Regions from separate parts of the Homo sapiens genome. Here region 1 is linked to region 2. Evidence: chromatin loops called from intact Hi-C (ENCODE). Cell type or tissue: A673. All regions are shown on one strand. Links, peaks and the distances in the headings refer to the core of each region. The heading gives the core; the rest is flanking DNA.

Region 1 (2,923 bases), core at 282-2,781, 52 kb before region 2:
CCGCCTATGTTGCGCAGGCTTGTCTCAAACTCCTGGGCTCAAGCAATCCTCCCTCCTTAGCCTCCTGAATAGCTGGGACTACAGGTGTGTGCCACCATGCCCAGCTAATTTTTGGTATTTTTTGTAAAGAAGGGGTCTCCCTATGTCACCTAGGCTGGTCTCAAACTCCTGGCTCAAGCAATCCGCCTGCCTTAGCTTCCCAAAATGCTGGGATTACAGGTGTGAGCCACCATGCCCAGCCCATTTTCTTTTTTAAGGTGGCATTTTTTTTAGTTTTAATTTTTGTGGATATATATATATATATATTTTAAATGGGGTACATATTTTGATACAGGCATGCAGTTATAATAATCACATCACGGAAGCTGGGATATCCACCCCACAAGCATTTATCCTTTGTGTTACAAACAATCCAATTCTACTCTTTTGGTTGTTTAGATGCTTCATTTTCTTTGTTCCTTTTTTTTTTTTTGAGACAGAATCTCACTCTGTTGCCCAGGCTGGAGTGCAGTGGCGCGATCTTGGCTCACTGCAACCTCTGCCTCCTGGGTTCAAGAGATTCTCTTGCCTCAGCCTCTCAAGTAGCTGGGATTACAGGCGTGCGTCACCATGCCCAGCCAATTTTTATATTTTTAGTAGAGACGGGGTTTCACCATGTCGGCCAGGTTGGTCTTGAACTCCTGACCTCAGGTGATCTGCCCACCTTGGCCTCCCAAAGCGTTGGGATTACAGGCGTGAGCCACTGCACTTAGCTGAGATGCTGCATTTTCAATGCCAACCCCTCAATCCCTGCCCATTGTGTGCACTGAGACCATCAAGTGATTTTTTTATATATCCTTCATGTAGACCTGCACTGGCTAGTACATACAATAGCTGCTTGGCATGTGTGACTGTGTAAATTCTAAATTAGTTAAAAATAAATAAAAATCAAAATTCAGTTTCTCTGTTTAGCCATATCAAATGCTCAATAACCACATGAGATTAGGGGCTACTGTGTTGGAACAGGGAAGATACAGGACATTTTCATTTTCACTGAAAGTTCTATTAGACAGTGCTGGTGTAGATTCTGACCTGCTCAGCTCAGCCTTAAGAACAAAGTCTTGAGCCTAGCACGGTGGCTCACGCCTGTAATCCCAGCATTTTGGGAGGCTGAGGTGGGAGGATCACTTAAACCCAGGATTCGAGATCAGACTGGGCAATACAGGGAGGCCCTGTCTCTACAAAAATACAAAAAAATCAGCTGAATGTGGCAGTATGCACCTGTAGTCCCAGCTACCTGGGAGACTGAGGTGGGAGGATTGCTTGAGCCCAGGAGGTTGAGGCTGCAGTGAGCTGTGATCACACCACTGCACTCCAGCCTGGGTGACAGACAGCAAGACTCTGTCTTTAAAAAAAAAAAAAAAAAAAAAAAAAAAAAAAAAAAAAAAAGATAGCATTTTTTACCTCAAATAATGACAGAACGCAGAATATTTCTCAGCAATAAGAAAAGCCACCCCAAGAAGCAGCAAAGAGATGGGCTCACAGTCTCTGAAAAGGAAGTCAGTCATTAGCCACCTTCTGACATCCTAGCAATTAGCTGGTCTTGGGAGAAGAGCAGGTATCTCCAGAGAGGTGCCAAATAAATAGGATAAGAGACTATAAAAATGAAAAGCCTTTTGGCCTTTCATCACAGGATAATCCAATGCATGCGAATTAATGGTGAAAGGCTCAGTAATAGCCTTTGTGAGGAAATAGGAGCAGTGTAGCAGGATATCCTTTTTCCGCACTAAAGCACCCAATTCTTTCAATTTTATATACAGCGGAAGCAATTAATTGTACTAGAAAGAAATCCACAGCTGGCTTTTCCTGATGGCCTCATAAGCAACAAGCACTATTGTTCAGTTTCCGGGACAGATGTAAAGTCATTCTATTGCACTGCTGAGATTTTTCTGAATGTTTAGTTTGACTTCTCCAAAGATAACTTATGTGTTAACATCTAAAATTTGATTCGTCTTGTCATCACACATTTTCAGTATAAGCAACTGTCAAAAAGTTAATTTTTATTGTGCTATTGCACTCCAGCCTGGGCAACAAGAGTGAAACTCCATCTCAAAAAAAAAAAAAAAGTTAATTTTTGATTTGTAATATAATCCAGCACGTGACTTGATGCTGGTATTTTTTCCAAACGTTATGTGACTGAATCATGTTATTCACTTTTGTTTGTTTTACATGTTTACATGCAGTTGAACTGCACTGCCTCTGCTTTTGTGGTATCATCCACAGTGTGGCTATTCAGGAATCAGGCATAACAAGATTATACATCAAAAACTCAGAAATTTAACATTTCAAATGCTGGCCTGTATGGCATTGCTTCACCTTCTAGATGCATTAAAATACACCATATTTCATTAATTCTCAGATGCACATTTTTTTTGACATTTGAAACTTTCTGGAATTGCGATATCTTAATTAACGTGTCAGGGTTTAACTGGCAAGGTTTTTCTTCCTTAGTTGTACATAAAATAATGATGGATCTTATAATCAACAGTATCCATGCTGTTCTTTGGGTGGAAAAAACCCACAACGAAACAGTACCCTAGTTTTGATGACATATGGTATACATAGTTAAAATCTCATGAGTATGATGTGTTATTGCAAGTGTAACAACAGAACAACTCTTTATTTATTTTTTCTGAGACATGGTCTCCCTCTGTTGCCCAGGTTGGAGTGCAGTGGCATGATCACAGCTCACTGCAACCTCTGCCTTCTGGGCTTAAGGGGTCCTCTTGCCTCAGCCTCCCGAGTAGCTGGGATGACAGGCAAGTGCTACCATGCCTGGCTAATTTTTGTAATTTTTATAGAGATGGGGTTTTGCCATGTTGCCCCGGCTGGTCTGGAACTCCTGGACTCAAGCGATCTGCCTGCCTTGGCCTCCCAAAGTGCT
Region 2 (2,923 bases), core at 161-2,660:
CATTATTTGATAAATGCTATTGGTTTTGTCTGTTATTTTTATAAATATATAATTTGCTTTAATTACTTAAATGTTCCTTGAGCCTTAGAACTTAAATCCTGATGAGGGTTTTACTTTTTAAAATACTGAAGTTTATTATTTATGCATGTTTTACAGAAAAATGAGTGGCTTTTAAAAGATCAAAATTAAAGGCTTAAACATGGAATCTCTAGGACATATAAAATATGAGTAGAACTGTGTATTTATAAGATGTTAATGTAAGACTTCAGGCCTTGTAATATCTTAAAGGAACCACTTCACTGTAAGGGAGCAGTTTGTCTTTCTACCTTTCCAATTGTATTGAGATTTTGCCCAGTATGTCTTTTTACTTAAACACCTTGGTGAAAGCTATCCAGCATCCTGTTTTAAATCTCCTTTGTTGCACTTACCATAATTACTTTCAGATCTGTTTCCATTCTCAGAAACTGAAACTGTAAGCTCATGTGAGTGGGGAATCCGACTTGTTTTATTGCATGTGAGCTGAGCACTGTGCCTTGTGTCAGTAGTCAGTGGTGTTCCTTTAGTCCTTGTTATGTTAATAAAAAAGCTTTGGTTTTTGCAAGACTTTGTTTTTAGAGATTCTGGAAAGGAACATATTAACCAAAAAGAAGAGCTGACTTCAATTTTACTTGTCTTGAAAATAACTGACTACTAAAGGGATGTCAGGGAACATTAGTGAAAATGGAGAACTTAAGGAGTTAAAGTTTTAGCTGTTTTTTTCAAAGGATATTGTCCTTCAAAATCTTTACCTTGCATTTTTGTTACTGTGATTTAAGATGGTTGTAATTATCATTGATTGATGATACCTATCAAAAGGCAACCCTAACCAACCATTTCTGCTGGATTCTGAATGCCGAGAAAGAAAAACTGAGAAATTTGTGAACTATTACAAGTCGTCTGTAAAATGAGATAATAATATCAACTTCACAAGGTAATTTAGGCTTTCGTGAAAACTAGAGTGTGAAAATGCTTAGTAATGTGCTGGGCACACTGCAGGTGCTCTACAAATAACTACTGATAACTACTTTTTTTCATGAGTAATTGTACATTTTCTTTCTTCCTTCCTTTCTTCCTTCCTTCCTTCCTTCCTTCCTTCCTTCCTTCCTTTCTTTTCTTTTCTTTTCTTTTCTTTCTTTTCTTTCTTTCTTTTTTTGTTTTCTTTTGTTTTGAGACAAGATCTTGCTCTGTTGCCCAAGCTGGAGTGAAGTGGTGTGATCTTGGATCACTGCAACCTCTGCCTCTTGGGCTCAAGTGATCCTCCCTCCTTATCCTCCTGAGTAGCTGGGACAACAGGCGCACATCGTCACACCCAGCTAATTTTTGTATTTTTGTAGAGATGGGGCTTCACTTGGTGTTGAATTCCTGGGCTCAAGCGATCCACCCACTTCGACCTCCCAGCGTGCTGTGATTACAAGAGTAATTGTAAATTTAAAATGAATTTCTTTCCCATCCCAAACCAGTATCAAAATGCAAATATAGTAAATTACTTTTTAAAAGAGAGATGTTTAATGGCAGTTGTTGGTAGTCTTTTGAGTCTTTAAGTGGGTATATTATAGAAAAACAACATATCTCTGCTTGGAGGGAAGATTTAACTAAAAACAAGAAAAAGAATAGTAGATGAACCATGATTCTTTAACATACAGGTTGCAAACTAGTGACCTGTCAGTTGGATTTGGCCTGTAGGCATGTTTTTGGCTTATAATGTAATTTTTTAAAAATTAGTGGCCAACAATTAAAAATTGGGAGAGTTTTCAAAAGAAAATGCAGATTTCTGACTCATCTTGAAAAATGGTAAGATGGGCAGCACAGGGCCTGTATTCCCAATTGCAGCCCTCAGTGGAGCTAAGTAGGCTGTTCTCCCTGCCATCTGCCCGGCTCTCAGTTGCCATCACTCACTGCATTTGGACTCTTTCTTCATATAGTGAGCCGAGGGGGGAGTGATAGTCTCATGTTCCTATCAAAAGAGGGAAACCTAAAATAAGGCCATTTTTGTTTTTGTTTTTGTTTTGTGAGACGGAGTTTCGCTCTTGTTGCCCAGGCTGGAGTGCAATGTGAAATCGGCTCACCGCAACCTCCGCCTCCCAGGTTCAAGCGATTCTTCTGCCTCAGTCTCCCAAGTAGCTGGGATTACAGGCTTCCGCCACCATGCCCAGCTAATTTTTGTATTTTTTAGTAGAGACGGGATTTCACCATGTTGGCCAGGTTGGTCTTGAACTCCTGAGCTCAAGTGATCCACCCGCCTCGGCCTCCCAAAGTGCTGGGATTACAGGCATGAGCCACCACACCTGGCCAGGCGATTTGTGTTTTAAGAAAAACAAGAAAGCATGTAATTCTTTGCGAAAATAATGAACATTTCTATTTATATCTGTCAAAAGTCCTGTTTCTTAGGAGTTAAGACATAATTCATAGCAATTAATATATGTGGAGAAGATACGTAATGAAAAACTAACTAGAAGAGGAATTCAGACATTGAAAGGGATTATTTTAAAGTGAGAATAAAATTAGTAGTGCCGCTGTGAGGAAAATAATCTTCACGTACTTACGTATGATGAGAAACTTCCTAAGTGTCTAGAGATGGCAAGAAACTTTGTATGTTTTGCATGACAGTAATTGTAAATATGAGCTTATCTGGAAATATTGTTTGCATAGATGTTAAAAATATGGGCAGGACAATGTGTACTAAAATGCTGAATTCTAGTGAGGCTGACATAAGCTTATTTTTTAAATTCTTTAATTTTTGTTTTTATATATTTTTTGAGACAGGGTCTCATTCTGTCACCCAGGCTGGAGTGCAGTGGTGCTATCACGGGCTCACTGGAGCCTTGACCTCCCCACGCTCAGGTGATCCTCCCACCTCAGCCTCCTGAGTAGTTGGTGGCGTGCG

Evidence for each region. Hi-C counts contacts between places; a loop is a spot of excess contacts. Peaks named below come from ENCODE experiments on the same cell type or tissue, not always from the same donor. Only the 100,000 strongest peaks of a DNase experiment are listed, where the experiment ranks them.
Region 1: a loop joins it to region 2, with 6 times the contacts of the local background. A loop is called at or near these places in 11 of 110 quality-filtered maps.

Annotation. Positions count from the first base shown.
Region 1 is chr10:86,746,198-86,749,120 of GRCh38, forward strand. No RefSeq gene overlaps it. Among named protein-coding and RNA genes, the nearest start is that of BMPR1A, 9.0 kb to the right of the region's middle. In A673, for the core only: no CTCF peak of the experiment used is centred there; a DNase peak (open chromatin) is centred at 1,694; H3K4me3 peaks cover 645 bases; H3K27ac peaks cover 1,882 bases.
Region 2 is chr10:86,798,363-86,801,285 of GRCh38, forward strand. The region is part of intron 1 of BMPR1A (bone morphogenetic protein receptor type 1A); the gene reads left to right. Among named protein-coding and RNA genes, the nearest start is that of BMPR1A, 43 kb to the left of the region's middle. In A673, for the core only: no CTCF peak of the experiment used is centred there; DNase peaks (open chromatin) are centred at 489, 1,009 and 1,309; H3K4me3 peaks cover 843 bases; H3K27ac peaks cover 2,359 bases.